2 separate regions of the Homo sapiens genome follow, and region 1 is linked to region 2. A link is a loop called in an ENCODE intact Hi-C map of the cell type or tissue named here. Cell type or tissue: psoas muscle. All regions are shown on one strand. Each heading gives the region's core, and the rest is flanking DNA. Links, peaks and the distances in the headings are about the cores only. Region 1 holds the start of COQ2 (coenzyme Q2, polyprenyltransferase). Region 2 overlaps ENOPH1 (enolase-phosphatase 1).

What was found. Hi-C counts contacts between places; a loop is a spot of excess contacts. Peaks named below come from ENCODE experiments on the same cell type or tissue, not always from the same donor. Only the 100,000 strongest peaks of a DNase experiment are listed, where the experiment ranks them.
Region 1: it touches region 2 in a loop (3-fold over the local background); 30 of 110 quality-filtered maps call a loop at or near these places.

The regions. Positions count from the first base shown.
Region 1 is chr4:83,278,923-83,287,250 of GRCh38, forward strand. It overlaps COQ2 (coenzyme Q2, polyprenyltransferase), which reads right to left and starts at 5,876. Exons shown (of 7, transcript NM_001358921.2): 1 at 5,590-5,876; 2 at 26-192. The coding sequence starts at 5,842. RefSeq lists enhancers at 5,279-5,518, 5,714-6,008 and a silencer at 5,579-5,908. In psoas muscle, for the core only: CTCF peaks have their summits at 3,321 (motif pointing left) and 5,850; DNase peaks (open chromatin) are centred at 5,599 and 5,889; H3K4me3 peaks cover 2,478 bases; H3K27ac peaks cover 2,297 bases.
Region 2 is chr4:82,458,594-82,466,932 of GRCh38, forward strand. ENOPH1 (enolase-phosphatase 1) reads left to right here. Exons shown (of 6, transcript NM_021204.5): 6 at 1,388-2,584. The coding sequence ends at 1,527. Among named protein-coding and RNA genes, the nearest start is that of ENOPH1, 32 kb to the left of the region's middle. In psoas muscle, for the core only: a CTCF peak has its summit at 3,976 (motif pointing right); a DNase peak (open chromatin) is centred at 3,998.

The DNA.
Region 1 (8,328 bases), core at 1-8,000, 820 kb after region 2:
CTATTCCTTTTCAGGATGAAATTACCTTTTTATCATAGTCCTGGTCCCACATGTCATTAATAGTACAGCCTGCTCCACGCATCAGAATAGCTCCAGTGCCAAAGAGGGAGAGCATGTACCAATCTGGAAAACAACCTGGTTCAGCTGCCAAACCAATGCTCCAGGTACATGGTAAATACAGAAGCCAGGTTCCTAAGCAAAAATAAAAAGACAAAAAAGGTACAAATTTAAGTCAGTTAACTGTTTTCATTTGTTTAAACATCACATACCAAAGAAATAAAGAACACTATAAGTCAAAAAAACAAATGACAAAACTGAGAAAATAAATTTGCAACTCAAATCACAAAGGACCCCTTACTACGCAGAGTGCCTAGAAGAAAGAGATCAACAGTCCAATTAAAAAAGACAAAACATAATAAAAATTCACATAAAAAGAAATACAAATGGCTCTTATACATATGAAAAGATACTCAACTTTGAGAAACACATATGAAAACTAAATTGAGATAAAAATTTTCACCTATCACTGGCAAAACCCTACATCTGACAACACACTCTAGGGAGTTGAATACTCTTATGTATTTCTAATGAGGTTACAAAATGGCCCTACCTTTGTGAAGGACAACTTAAAAATTGTTTATTGTGTGTTTATATGTGTATATAAATATATATATATATACGTACCTACATATAAAACATTCATGCGTCAATGTTAATATGCTCAAAGACTGTCAGGAAGAACACACTAGAAACATATAATAATGGTTGCTTCTGAGTAGGGGAACTGCATGGACAGGAGACAGGAGTAAGAGACTTGCCTTTCACTCTATACCCTGGCACCTTCTGAATATTGTATCATATACACACATTACCTACTCAAAAAAGTTAGCAAAATTTCCTTTACCATTGTTAGTACAATACACTTAGACGGTCTAGTCTTTTTTTTTTTTTTTTTTGAGACAGCATCTCACTCTGTCACCCAAGCTGGCGTACAATGGCATAATCGTAGCTCACTGTGGCTTCAAACTCCTGAGCTCAAGTGATCCTCCTGCCTCCGCCTCCCCAGTAGCTGGAACTACAGGTGCAAGCCACCATGCCCAGGGAATTATGTTGCCCAGGCTAGTTGCAAACTCTTGGCCTCAAGTAATCGTCCCACCTTGGCCTCCCAAAGTGCTGGGATTTTAAGTGTTAGTTTTTTTGTTATTTTGAACTGAGTACTTTGCAGCTACATGTACAAATGGGGTTAGTTCTTAGTACTTAACCAATAAACTAGAGGAAATTAAGATAAAAGCAAATAGATTATATAAAAGACTTCAAATATGAACTTTAATATTCTACTTCTAAAAGAAAGTCTTTCAACTGATGTTTGGATATGCTGCCTATTAGATAAATTCTGAGCTTTCTTTCCCTATAGAGGGATACAAGAGAAAAGGGATTTGGGGCTAAAGAAAGTTCAGATCCTGAAGAAAAATGGTCAAATGACTAAAGTCCCTGTAATCATGTTTAAGCTTCACTAAGTTTAAGCTTTATTCATTTAGACATATTTATGAAGCATATACTCTGTGCCAGAACTATGCTAAGAACTGGGAATACAATGGTGGCTAAGAGAAAGGGGGCTTCTGCCTTCATGCAGCTCATAAATCAAAAGAAAGAAATACAGTTAAATAAGCAATAACAATAAAAGATCAATCCAACAACAGGACAAGCACAGGGTCCTGCAAAGGCATAAAACAAAACTATCTAAGTTAGTTAGCTAGTTTTAGGAGGAGGGAGAGAGGAATCAGAGGGTCTTTTCCAAAGGGGATCTAAATTTACACAACAGAGAAGTCAAGGAGAAGCCTCAAGCTAAAACCTTGAGAAATGGTCAGTCCAGACCTGAATTCAGGTTGTCCTGGACAGACTCATACTTGGTGCACTCCACAGTAACAATGGCTAATATTTACGGAGTGCTCACAAAGCATCAGGCAGTGTTCTAAATGCTTTATATGTCTAAACTTATTTAATCTTCAATGACATCTTTATATTAAACTTATTTATTTATATATTTACATTAGAGACAGGGTCTCGCTCTCTTGCCGAGGCTGGAGTGCAGTAACAAGGTCATAGTTCACTACAGCTTCTGACTTCCAGGCTCAAGCAATACTTCCACCTCAGCCTCCCAAGTAACATCTTTACATAGTAGGTACTGTTAATAACCCTATCTTACAGATGAGGAAACAGATAAACAGAGTGGTTTAAGTAAAACACAGTAGGTTTAACTACTTTCTTTACCCTGGAGCTATGAGTATAGTTCACAAGGGACAGAGGAGTAGCTGATCCTATCCTCCTAGGCTAGAGAAGAGAGAATACCACTTCACAGCTATTATTTCCTGGTACAATTAGAACAGAAGGTTCCACTAAAAAGAAAAAAATTCTAGACAGAAAGACGTGTAACCACTTATAGTGTTTTCTGTCAGGAACAAAACTTCCTTGGCCAAAAATCTGTATTAAAAGTACCGTATTCACTTACTGATAGGAATCTGTAGAGCTCCCCTACAGATGACAAGGGTTCCTACAGTGAAGGGGAAAGTAAGAAGACTTCTCAGTTCTATGTCTGCCACTTGTAAGTTGAGTGACACTAGACAGTAAAGTATCTTAAGGCTTAAGTCTTTGTTTCATCTGTAAATGAGGGAAGAGAACAGCTACCTCACAGAGTCGTTAAGAGATGACAATATTAATGATGTTATGACAACCGTAATAACAGATACATGGCACTTACTGTACCAGGTGGTTTCACAGAACACTTTTGACTCTCACAACAAGCCTATTCGATAGGCACTATTTTTATTACAACCATTTTACAAATACAGAAACTGACGCAGAGAGGGAGTAATTGTGCCCAAGACCACACAGGTAAAAAAAGGCTAAGGTGGTATTCCAACCCAGACAGTCTGGCTGCAGTCTGTGTCCTAAGTCCAATGCTGTCACTCTGTACTCCCTAAATCTCTCCATACACTTCAGTTTCACCTGTTCTTTTGTCCCTACTGATTCCTAGCAATGTTTTTTTTTTTTTGTCTTCCATATGACACTTTCATTCCCCATACTTTTCTGTGAAGAAAGACGCAGAGGTAGCAAAGACAAGAGACAAGTAGATTGCAAAAAGAAATGTTTTTGTAGAAAAGGGAAAAACTCTATGGGAGATGAAATAAAATGAGCAAGTTCTGAGGGGTGATGGACAGATCAAAAACAGATGATCTTCAAGACAACATAATCACCCATAAACGTGGTAAAACAAAAAATTACACTTCCAATTTGGTGGAAAGAGTGCCACCTGCTGACACTTTCTGGAATAAGGTAGTTTAGCCCATTTGAAAGAAGCTGTATTGCCTTCTCAAAAACAACGAAAACCTACTATTGATCAATGAAGGTAACAAGATATAACTTCAACAAAGTAAAACAACGAACACATAATTATCCCACAAAATAAGAATTTAAATAAAGAATTATCAAACCTGGAATTCTACTCCTGTCAATTATTGTTTCTGGCATATGGTAGGGGTTCAAAATACATTTGTTGAGCGAATTCTAACATAGTACTATTTAGTTTTCTGAAAAATCCTGTAATGATCACCTTATTTAGAACCAAACCATGCAGGCTGGTATCTTCCAAACATACACAATCTGTAAGTACAATTTTCTCCATTCCCCACTTCTAAGATAATAATGGCTATTTCTTCAGCACATATTATGACAGGCACTGTTCTAAGCACTTAACATATATTAATGAATTTTCGTGACCTCATAACGTCCATATTATCATTAATAGTATCTTCATTTTACAGATGAAAAACGGATGCCCAGAGAGGTGAAGTAATTTATCCAAGGTCCCTCAGATGAGCAGGGTGGAGGTTCACATCCAAGAGGTTTGGCTCCAAAGTTTTGCTCATAACCCCTTTGTTGCCTTCTGTTACATGGCGGAAGGTCCAGCCACTAAGATAGAAGCCAGAGGTTTAACTGGGGAAATGGGAATAATGGCAGATGTTCATCTATAAGGCTACACTGCCACTCCATGCCACAGACTCCAAGAACAGAATTACAGCCAGGCTTCAGATTGGAACTGGGCTTGGAAATGCATGCCTCTCAACGTGAATGTGGCCCCAAAACTCATGGGGGTCATACACAGCTTCCCAATGATGGCAGGGCTGTACCTATCATTCAGTAGGCTTTTATGCTTTGATAGCTGATTGTTATAACTTAGTGCTCTAATCCCAAATAGGTCGTGCATAAATCTAGAATACCAAAAGCAAGGCCTAATTCGGGTCTTGTACGGGCAAAAGTGGAGTAAATGTACCTAGGCCTTTGACTACATCTCCATACACTGCAATGGCAAATGTCATCATCTAGATTGGCTGGAGTTCATCCTTCACTTCTTCCTCCACGCTATCCAGCTTCTTCAGATATGTTCTTGTCTAGTCTCGTTTCCCATTTTCCACACCCACTTGGTGTTCCAGGTCAGGCTCGTATTCTTAGTGTTCTAACACTCCACCCTTGGGTCTTTGCAAAAGTACTTCCCGCACTAAGATCTCTTCCCTCCTCTGCAAAATCAACTTGTCCTTTGGAGTATAATTTCTTCTCGAAACTTTCCAGCAAGGGATCCACAGTAATTTCTCTTTTTCCTGTAGCACTTGCTTTTGTATCACTCATATTTGATCCATATTTTCCTAGCTCACCAAATAGTCTTTTTCAACTAGACCAGAGTTCCTTGAAAGCAAAGGGTTTCCATAGCTTTTTCTATCTCTATGGCCGGACAACGTAGTAGGAACTTATTAATTCACTTAACACTACTGGAGAAGCCAATCAATCAACAAGCGCATAAGGTTAGTTAGTGGTGAGTGCTATTAAGAAAAATTGCGGATAAAGCGATAGAAAGTGAGGTTGGTAGGTGTTAATTAAGATAGGAAGGTCAGGAAAATCTTTCTGTCGGGGGCGATTGTAAGCTGACAGGCAGTCCGTAAGCGCTGTCCCTGCTGCGTTCAAATGAATTAAATCTTTGCCTTATGGGTGATGCAGGTAAAAGAGCTCCGACTCAGCATCAAAACACAGAGTTCTTCTGGTCTGGCTCTGACGAGGAGCCTTAGTTTCCTCAGCGTCTTAACTGTCTTAAGGATTGTCTTTGTGGGCCTTACAAGATTGCGGGGAGGATCAAACATTCTAATAAATGAAGGAGGGCCACGAGAACGGAACCTTCCGCTTGAGTCACCATTTAAACAAGTGTTTGTGGAATGAGAATTATCTTGCCCGCTTCAGGTGCTCAGGATGCAGACAGACGTGAAACTGGCGGGTCCTTTAGGAGACTGTCCCGACTGCGTGTCCTGAGGTGACTCGCCCCAGGGCGCACGGCAGCCGGCAGCCAAGCTCAAGCTTTCAGGCTCTCATTTCAAAGTGTCCCGAGGTGATTCGCCCCAGGGCGCACGGCACCCGGCAGCCAAGCCCAAGCTTTCAGGTTCTCATTTCCATCACGCCCCGGCCGGCCGCCGCGGACAGCTCCGCGGAGCCGACTCGGAGGCTGCTACTTGCAAATTCCCGGGCTGCCCGCCCGCCCGCACTCACCAATGGGCTTGTCCAACCGCATGAGGCGCAAGTACGGCTGCAGGGGGCGGGGCGCAGAGTCCACCACCGCCGCCGCGGACAAACTGAGCTGGCGCCCGCGCGGCTCGGGACAGGCGGGGGGCTGCAAGTCACCACCGTGGGGCGCGCCTGCCGCACGCGCCAGGGCGAAGGAGCGGCCCCGCCAGCCCGGCAGCCACGCCAGTGCCACAGCCCGCAGGCCCCGCGCGAACCCCGCGGCTCGCGAGCCCAGCATGGCGCTGGTGAGGCCGGGACGAGCTCGGATTGACGTCATTCCCCGGCAGGCATGCGCAGTGGCACCCGCAGGATGCAATCCTAGTCTGCCAGGCTGGGCGGCGGTGTGGGCAGAACCTTTCCTCATCCTTACTTGTGAAATTGGGGTCATCGTGGTCGCTTACTCTAGGGAGGAATACTTAATGAAAAAGGGATTTCTATTGGCAAAAGGCAAAAAAATTACAATAAATTTAGTTGTAATTTTTTACAACTCGATCTTGATTGACTTTGTGGTTCCATTATCGGGCAACACTCAGAACGGGGTCTCTGAGGAAACAAACAAAAAATAGAATCGGGCAACACCTTATTCTGTAAAATAGAATAAGTGTTCCAAAGAGTCGAGCGGAGGAAGTTGGCTTTATAGACAGAAAAAGGGCTGAAGAAAGCAGAAGCAGAGAACAAAAAGCGGATTGGTCACTTCAAATTACTTTCATTGCGAGGCGGGGACAGGGAAACAACAACAGAGAAATAACGGATTGGTTAACATTAGGTTACACCAGGTTAAGGACTAAAACAGGAAACTTAATTGTCATGACGATTGCATTTTGAAATGGCCTGGTTGGAAAATTGGCTGTTGTCTCTCTTTCCTGACTTCTCAGAATGTCAGATACAACTTAGTTTTAGTTTGGTGACTTGGAACTTTAGCATGGGTGACTCTTGATTCTTAGTCTGATCTGTTGGGACCTAGTGCAGGAACTTAGTTCAAAACAATGGCCCCCTATAATTTAACCCTATTATCAGCTTTCTCCATAAAATGAAAAGGATAGTGTTTATTCATATGGAACAGTTGTACCAGGAAAAAAAAAAAAAAGCTTTGAAAAACCTACTGAATCCAAAAGAAGAATTTGCGTACACGTTTAGCCATAAAAAAAAAAAAGGGCACCAAGTGGCCACATACAAGACTGTAAATTAAAATCGCATTCAGGGTTAAGGGATGTTCATTACACAAGTGAAAATTTTAAATTTGACAGCCCTTCAAAGGAGTTTTTGTAATCAGTAGACAACCAGCATGTGTGATGCTAAGAACCTGAAGCTGAAAAGTCTGGTCAGCAGAGTCTTGCTCTGTCATCCAGGCTGGAGACCAGTGGAGGGATCATGGCTCACTGCAGCCTCCACCTCTTGGGCTCAATCGATCCTCCCATCTCAGCATTCTAAATATCTGGGACCACAGACACGAGCCACCGTGGCTGGCTAATTTTTAATTTTTCATAGAGAGGAGGTCTCACTATATTGCCCAGGTTGGTCTTGAACAGCTGGGCTAAAGAGATCCTCCTGCCTCAGATGGTCAGTACTCTTATTCATAAGCAACTCTGTATATCGCTGTGTGCCAGGCACTTTACATGTATCAACTCATTTAACCTCTCACTGAGTAACCCTAGGCAAGTCACTCATCTGGATTTTAATATTCTAGGAAGTTGACTTAGTCTTTAGGCTCCTTTCTGTAAAACATGTACAATGATTCTGTGACTTCTTGCATGGCTCAAGTACAGCAAGTTGGATGCCTGGCCACTTTGGTGCAATGAGGCAGGGGGTACCTAGCCTTTCTCCTGCCTGCAAAGAATAAAGGCCAGCAGGCAATTTAGTAACACTCCTAGTTGTTAGATTGGAGATGATTTAGATCTGACTCAAACCTGAAAAGGGTGTAATATCAGTCATGTATTGCATCCATGACTTTCCAATATAGGTCCAAACTCTTTGTTTAAAAAAATATATTAAGAATTTCAAGATGGCAACAGCAGGACATTAAACCAAGTACAAGGTCCTTCTTAGCGTAGGCCCTGGGTGACTGCACATGTACCCATGATGCTGACCCTGCCCAGAGGTGATTCAATCCTAAGATATTTGGTCCAATTAAAGTGCACAGGAAACTGAGATGGGTACCCACATGTCACTCTGCTAATTTGTAGGACAAGAGAACAGTCACATAGAGTAGAGCCCTAACTTTCAGGAGTCTCCTCTAGACTAATGCCAAGGCACAGTATGCCCTTGGGAAAGCCATTTAACTGCTGCAAACTCTTCAGAAAAGGAAGGGACTAGGCTTTCTCTAAAAGGGCCTGTAAGGCTCCGATTCCTCATTTTGTTTTTTGTTTTTTTTGAAGTGACTTTCTTTTTTTTTAAAATTTTATTATTATTATACTTTAAGTTTTAGGGTACATGTACACAACGCCAATTCCTCATTTTGGATTGGGCAGGAACTCATTTTGTTTTAAACCTATTACCCACAGGAACTGAAATGGTTAATTTTACATGTCAATTTGGCTAGGCCATAGTGCCAAAACATTTGGTCAAAAATTATTCTGGCCAGGCACTGTGGCTCACACCTGTGATCCCAACACTTGAGAGACCCAGGTGAGAGAATTGCTTGAGCCCAGGAACTCAGGACCAGTCTAGGCAACATAGTGAGACCTCATCTCTACTAAAAATTCAAAAATTAGCTGAGAATAATGG
Region 2 (8,339 bases), core at 147-8,146:
AGATGCTTAGGGATAAAACTTGCCCTGCAGTGAATTAGATAAAAAGCCTGAATATGGAACGGCCACTTGTAGTGTCAAGTCCCATGTGGATTGTGATGGCTTAACTTGGTCATATTCCCGGGTTGCCAGTCACGATGAAAACTTTGCTCAGGGCAGTCAGGCTAGGAAGTAGGGGTGAGTGGAAGATAGCTGCCTTTCTCCAATGGCATCTGCAGAGGTGGTCTGAAGAAGACATTCCCACACAGAGAGGGGAGTCTTGAGTACTGTTTGCTCTGGGAAAGTGACAGGCCCTTTCACAGGCAGAACAGAAAGCAGGCACTTGAGGAGGTGGGTGGGTGGAAGAAACAGCTCAGCCCCAGTGTGTCTCCTGGGAACTTAACTCTCTCAGCACGACTGCCCTTCAGTTAATCTGTTCAGGTGCTGTGACTCTTCTCCAAAGGCTGAGAAACTAATGGTGATTACTCTTACACCAAATCTAAATTCCACGGGATTTATATATATATATTCCAGATTTCTCACCAGTTTTGTTCTATCTGTCCTAGTAAGCGCCATCTCTCTTATCACAGGCCTGTATCCCATTTCCCACTCTAACTTGCTCCATTCTAGGCTGGGAGTATGACATGTTTAGGGTCTGGAGGTAAGAGCAGATATCTTGGGCTGATTAAACCATAGGATTCCATTTGTCCCATTATCTTCTTTGTGTTTTTATTTTTTTGATACAGGGTCTCACTCTGTCACCCAGGCTGGAGTGCAGTAGTGCGATCTCGGCTTGCTGCAGCCTTGACCTCCTGGGCTTAAGCAATCCTCCCACCTCAGCACTCTTGAGTAGCTGGGACTACAGGCACACGCCACCACGCCCGGCTAATTTTTGTATTGTTTTGTAGAGATAGAGTTTCACCATGTTGCCCAGGCTGGTCTCGAACTCTTGGACTCAAGTCTGGCGTTCAAGTGAACTCCTGGGTCCACCGTGCCCAGCCCCATATCATTTTAATTCGTGTTACCAACAGCTTGTCCTTTGGGAAACAGCTCAGTTCTCGGTATGGGCTGATGGGAGGAAGTGGAGGAAAGGTGTAGGACAGAACATGGCTCCATCCTTCTGCATTCATAAGTACTTAATAAAGCTCAGAAGTGTAGGATACACTGCCATTCTCTTCTGTCAAGTACAGTTACGTATTTTTTAAAATTTTATCATGGAAAAATTAAAACATACATAAAAGAGATAATAATATAGTCAACCCCAGGGTGCCCATCTTTTAGCTTCAACAGTCATCAAATCAGGGCCAAATTCATTTCTTCCATCCCCACATCCCCCTGCTGACTTTGCTGCAAATCTCAGACATCATTTTTTGGTGTTTCTGACACACACACATCCTTTGATTTTTCACAGAGGCCAGTGCTGCTGAGGAAGCAGATGTGCACGTAGCTGTGGTGGTGAGACCAGGCAACGCAGGATTAACAGATGATGAGAAGACTTACTACAGCCTCATCACATCCTTCAGTGAACTATACCTGCCTTCCTCAACCTAGAGAAGGGTTGTTAAGGCAGACCGCCCTGTTCCCCAGAGTTGTCCCTGTAGTGTCTAGGTTTATTCTAATGGTAAAAGTAACTTACTTAAAAAACATATGTACACATATGTATGCAAGTATGTATATATGTGTATGCTCAGATTAACTTCCATAGGTACATAAGTGAAAGAAGTCTCAGTTCAGTGAACACAAAACTTATTTAAAGATGCTTTATATGTAGAAATTGTTTCAAATCATACTCTAACCCTTAGTGAGGGCAAAGTGTAGTTGGTAGAAGAAATTGCTAAATACCTATCTAATGTGCTATGTTTATCAAATCGTGTACTAAAATGGAAAGCTAGTTTTGAGAAATTATTCAGAAGCCTTGTTATTTTAAAAATGAAATATTTCAAAGACTGAATATTTTCAAAGAAAATGAATAATTCATTGCCCTTGTGATTTAGAAGATTATAACAGCTGTATTTCATATTTGCCTCCTTATATATATCAAAGACCAAGGTATTTCCTTCTGCTTCAAAAGAACAAAATTGGGAAAGAAAACTCACTTGAGTCTTGATCAAACAAGTGTCTTTTACTTAAGAAGAAACTTGGTAATCATTGTGGCACCCACAGCAAGCAGTTGCCTTACCAGTGAAAAAGGTGCACTGAGGTAACATCTAAAACAGAGATGTGGTTCTTAATGTTTAACAGAACAGTTCTAATCCTGCCACGTGTTATCATTATAGATTTTATAGTTGCCTTTCTAACTACTTAGCACAGTTTGAGAATACGTTAATTGCTATTTACTATTTAAAAAGTTTTACTGAAATCAGTCCATAACATTAAGATGAGCCCTAATATGTAAGATTTTCCTCTGGAATGGATGTGAGAAATGTAAATTTTATAACAGCAGTATTTATCCTGGTTTAATTCTAATACGATGTCATGTTAATTTCATGTTGTGATTAATAAAAGCATTTTTTCTTCACTCAGTTTTATATAGGTTCCTGAACTCTATCCACATGCCGCCATAGCAAAAGAGAAACTGAAAAACAAGAATATTTAGCTCTTATCTTAATCGTGTATCATGTGTGTGTTTTAATGGAGTGCCGGTGGCAATTCATGGTTATTATTTGAGTTATGTATACATATAAGGTTACTATTCCATTTGGATAGTAAGCATTCAGGATATGAGTGGAGTTCCTTATATTTTTGAGAATCTTAACTTTGAGGTCTCTAAGGTAATGCTTGAAGGAGGGAGTTACTCTCCTAACTAATCAAGAAAAACTCACGAATCCTGGAGGAGCAATTTTAGAAATGCTTTGAATAAGGAAAAAGAAGTCTTAGAACTATGAGAGGACAGGGGATATAAAAGATTTTATGTTGATAATTTTGATCTAGTAGCCAATTAAGAAATCTAGGGTCTATGAAAATATATGAATAAAAAAGAAAGGAAATGAGTTTAGGTACATCTTAGAAATGGGAATAATTTGTAAATGATGATAAAACCACAAATAGTAATAAAAGGATGAACTTAATACCTTTTTTGGAAAGCTCATAGGCAGATGGCAGAAAGGGGTATATCTTAATGTTATTTAAGGAGTAGTTGGAAAATGAAGAAATGAGAAGATTAGGCACTAGGATCTAGATTAGAAAGGAATTGAATAAAAAGGAAGGCACACAGCATCTAGCCAGCAAAGGATTGAGGTGGAGAGGCATTTTACTACCCATGTACACTGAGTAAGGAGGACAGAAAATCAATAGATTTCAGGAATTAAGAGAAAATTGAAGTATCAGATTTATTTTGCAAAGTAAGGGAAAAACTAGTTGAATGGAATCGTTTTTAGATCCTAGGAAAACCATTCACAAATGATGGAGAAAGGTCGTAGGAAGAATTTGAAAGATAAAGTAGATTGGCAAGAGAGGAAAAATACCTATCTAAGAATGTAAGCAGTGATACACAATGTATACATGTATTGAAACACCACAGTGTACCCCATAAATATGCACAGTTATGCATCATTAAAAAACTTTTTTTAATGTGGATAATGAGCTAGAAGATGAAGTCAGATGAATTCATAGTCCTTATGAGGGGAAGGAAGGCAAAAAACCTCTGGAACTTCCAAAAAGAGGACAAAGGCCTCAGCCTCTTGTTTGCAGAGAATATGGAGGACAAAAGCGTCTTAAAGTTGTGGCTCTTTTTATTCCTGTTTATTAATCCAGATGTACCTCTGTTGTTCTCTTTCCTACAGTGGCGCTGATTTCTAATCTTGGGTCAAAGCCCAGGTTGGTTTTTTAGAAGAGAAGCCCTTAACAGAAGATTCTCTAATCTTATCAACATTTCTGGAGTAGCAGGACTTCTTTTTGGTCTGGAAAGCGGGTTTTAGTTGCTACGCAGAATGTCAAATGTGTAGTTGCACAAGGAAAGGTTGAAAGCCACTGGCTTATTGCCAGGGCAGATGCACGGCAGCCTTTCCCCAGCAGATGGTGCTGTTTCTCCAGACTTGATATGAAGTGTGAGGCTCCACCCCTCCTCCCCCCCTCCCCCAACCCCCGCCCCGTCGCCCGCCAAATACAGCAGATGGAGCTAAGAGAGAGAAAACTATATTTTGTTTATCCTTACAAGCCAAAAGCTTGATGTTGCAAGAGTTGGAGTAGTTTGGAAAAAATGGCAGTAATCCTGAATGAAATCCAACTATCTAATATTCCTTTTCCTCAATAAAAAATTAGTGATTTTTAGCCCCTTTTTCCAGCGGCAGTGTTAAAAAGGGATTGTTTTCAGGGCTTTTTTTATTCCCACGAGTACAAAGTTGAGTATAATATATTCCAAAAGTTTGTTAACCTACCACCTGTGCCCAGATGGCAAAGTGATATTATCCTCAACCTAATATTTAAGAATAACGTGGAGTTTTTACTAAAACACTTGGAGTAACTGACAGAAGTAAAATTTCTACCTTACAAATTCAACCCAAATTTATTCCTTAAATATTTATTAAGCATTTACCTTGCATCCCAGATCTGCTATGAGGGGACAAAGTTCCTCTCTACTCCCATTGTGCATACATTTTTCGAGAAGAGAAACAATGGTGACTAAGACAAGAAAAAATTAGATACTAGTAAGCGCTCTGCAGAGAACACAGGGTAGAATAACTTTACAGGAGGGGTGATGAGAAGGTGACATCTAATCTAAATGACATGGAAGACATGTAGGAAACTAGGAGAACTGGTGTTCCATGCAGATGGAACAGCATAGCACAGATCTAGGGCAAAGCTTGGCCTTTTTCAGGAATTGAGAGCCCAGTGGCTGGATACCATCAGAGAAGTGGGCTGAAGCCAGATGATAGTGCTTTGTACTCCAGTAAGAAGTTTGAATTGTATTCTAAGTATGGTAAAAAGCCCCTGGAGGACTTTGAGCAGAAGATAACCTGAGTGGTTTACATATTTAAGGAATTCTGTATGGAATGGAGAATGGTTTATAAGTGGGCATGACTGCATGCAGGAAGGTGAGTTAAGTATATCAGGGTTGAGTGCTGCAGGCAAAAATCACAAGGAGTTAGGTGTATACAACATCAGTGGAAGAACTGGGAGAAGAGTCAGGGCAACTACCACTGGACTGTGGAGTTAGAGGACACCTCACAGTGGTTAGCTCAGGAAGCCTGCTACCATTGCCACTGTAGCTCATGCCCACGACGCTGGCCAGACTCTGGAATGCCAGGCCCCATTGCTGCAACCTCTCCAAACAGAACACTTCCATCTCTTCTCCAATTAGGGGGTAAAATTGGCACTTGAGAGAGTCAATCTACTGGGTCTGAGAAGGCTGTTGTAGTAATGAAGGTAAGGGATGGTGGTGGCTTGCCTTAGGGTGGTAAAAGCAGAAATAGAAGTGGAAAGATTCAGAATAGGTTTTAGACATGACAGTGACCACTTATTGATTGATTGGATTTGAAAGGGTAACTCTTACATTTTTAGCTTAAGCAACTGGATAGATGATACTACTGGAAAAATAGCAGTGCTGCTGATAATAATGTAAAGCCAATGTAGATCCTGATGTCAACATGACCGAAGAGCAGTTGGATATAAGTCTAGAGTTCAGAATGCTGGCCTGGCTGGAGATCAGATTTGAGAGTTCACTGGCATAGAGATGCTATTAAAAGCCATGGGATGGGGTTGCTTAGGAAGAGTCTGTTGATAGAGAAGAGAGCCTAAACAGCCCGTAGGCTCCAACACTAGAGGTCAAGCCAAGCAAAGAAACCAGCAAAGGAGATGGGAAAGTATTGGGCACTGAGGAAGGAAAACCAGGAGAGTGGCAGGGGAGCCCATTAAAGAAGGAACTATTCAAATTTATCAATTGCTGCTAAGAATTCAGTTGAGAATAGCAGTGGCCCTGCAGTCTAAGTGGAGTGGTGGGAACAGAAGTAAGATTAAGTTGAGGAGGTCAGGAGGGCCTATGAGGTCTAGCTAAAGATTTATCCATTTTGTTGATCTTTTTAAAGAAGAACATTTGGTTTTGTTGATTCTCTATTTTGTTTATTTCCACTCTAATCGTATTTCCTTCTGCTTGCTTTGGGTTTAATTTGCATTTCTTTTTCTAGTTCCTTAATGTGGAAACTTATGTAATTGCTTTGTGAGTTTTTTTTTTCTTTTTTTTTTTGAGATGGAGTCTCGCTCTGTTGCCCAGGCTGGAGTGCAGTAGTGCAATCTCAGCTCACTGCAACCTCCGCCTCCTGGGTTCAAGCGATTCTCCTGCCTCAGCCTCCCAAGTAGCTGGAACTACAGGCACCTGTCACCACGCCTGGCTAGTTTTTGTATTTTTAGTAGAGACAGGGTTTTGCCATATTGGCCAGGCTGGTCTTGAACTCCTCACCTCAGGTGATCAGCTCGCCTCGGCCTCCCAAAGTGCTGGGATTCCAGGCGTGAGCGACTGTGTCCGGCCATTTTCTTTTTTTTTTTTTTTAATGTAGGCATTTACAGCTCTGAGTTTCCCTCCGAGCATTATTTTCACTGTATCCCATAGGTTGAGGTATGTTGTGTTTTTGTTTTCATGTGTCTCAATATATTTTCTAATTTCCTTTGTGATTTCTTCCTTCACCCATTGGTTGTTTAAGTGTTTAATTTCCACATATTGTGAATTTTCCAAATGTCCTTCTGTTACTGATTTCTAATATCATTCCCCTATACTTAGAGAACATACTTTGTATGATTTTGATCTTTTAAAATTTAACAAGACTTTTCATGGCCTAACTTATAGTCTATCCTGGAGAATATTCTTTGTGCACTGGAGAAGAATTTAAATTCTGCTGTTATTGGGTGGAGTGTTCTGCGTGTATGTCTATTAGGTCTAGTTGGTTTGTAGTGTTGTTTGAATCTTCTGTTTCCTTGTTTACATTCTGTCCAGTTGCTCTATTATTGAATGTGAAGTATTGAATGCTCCCTCTCTTTTGTTAAATTGTCTATTCTTTTCTTCAATTCTCTTTAGCTTCATCTATTTTGCTGCCCTGTTGTAAGGTGTGTATATGTTTATAATTGTTATAGCTTCTTGCTAGCTTCTTTAACATTATAATGTCCTTCTTTGTCTCTTGTAACAGTTTTTGTCTTAAAGTCTATTTTGTCTGGTATTACTGTAGCCACTTCACCCTCTATTTACATGGAATATCTTTTTTTTTTTTTTTTGAGTCAGGGTGTCACTCCGGGGCCCCAGGCTGGAGTGCAGTGGCAAGATCATAGCTTACTGCCTCAATCTCCCAGGCTCAAGCGATCCTCCCACCTTAGCCTCCTGAGTAGCTGGGACCACAGGTGTGCGACCTCACACCTAGCTAATTTTTGTATTTTTGTAGAGATGAGGTCTCACTCTATTGCCCAGGCTGGTCTCAAACTCCTGGGCTCAAGCTATCTGCCTGCCTTGGTCTCCCAAAGTGTTAGGATTACAGCCCGGCCGAATTTCTTTTACCATCCTCTTTCTATTTATTTCTGTCCTGAATCCAAAATGTGTCTTTTATAGGTAGTATGTAATGGATTATGTTTTCAATTCATTATGCCAGCCTCTGCCTTTTAATTGAAGAGTTTAAGCCATTGACATATAATTACTGACAAGCACTTAATTCTGCCATTTTGCTATTTGATTTCTATATATATATATATGTATTTTTTTTTTTTTTTTTTTTTTTTTTTTTTTTGAGACGGAGTCTCGCTCTGTCACCCAGGCTGGAGCGCAGTGGTGCAATCTCAGCTCACTGCAACCTCCACCTCCCAGGTTCAGGCGATTCTCGTGCTTCAACCTCACGAGTAGCTAGGGCTACAGGTGTGCACCACCACACCTGACTAATTTTTGTAATTTTAGTGGAGATGGGGTTTTGCCATGTTGGCCAGGCTGGTCTCGAACTCCTGACCTCAGGTAATCTGCCTGCCTTGGCCTCCCGAAGTGCTGGGATTACAGGCGTGAGCTACCATGCCCAGCATTGTCATCTCTTTTAATATATATTTTTGAATTTTTTTTTAGTGATTTCCCCTGAGGGTACAATTAACATATATTTATAACATTCTAGTTCTGATTAATACCACCTTAGTTTTTGTTTGTTTGTTTTAAGATGGAGTCTCACTCTGTCCCCCAGGCTGGAGCACAGTGGCATGATCTCAGCTCACTGCAGCCTCCCCCTCCCGGGTTCAGGCCGTTCTTGTGCCTCAGCCTCCCTAGTAGCTGGGATTACAGGCGGGAGCCACTGTGCCTGGCCACTACCACTTTAGTTTGAATAGTATACAAAACTTTGCTCCACATAACTCCATTCTCCACCATTTAAGTTGTTATTGTCACAAATTACATCTGTATATATTGTGTA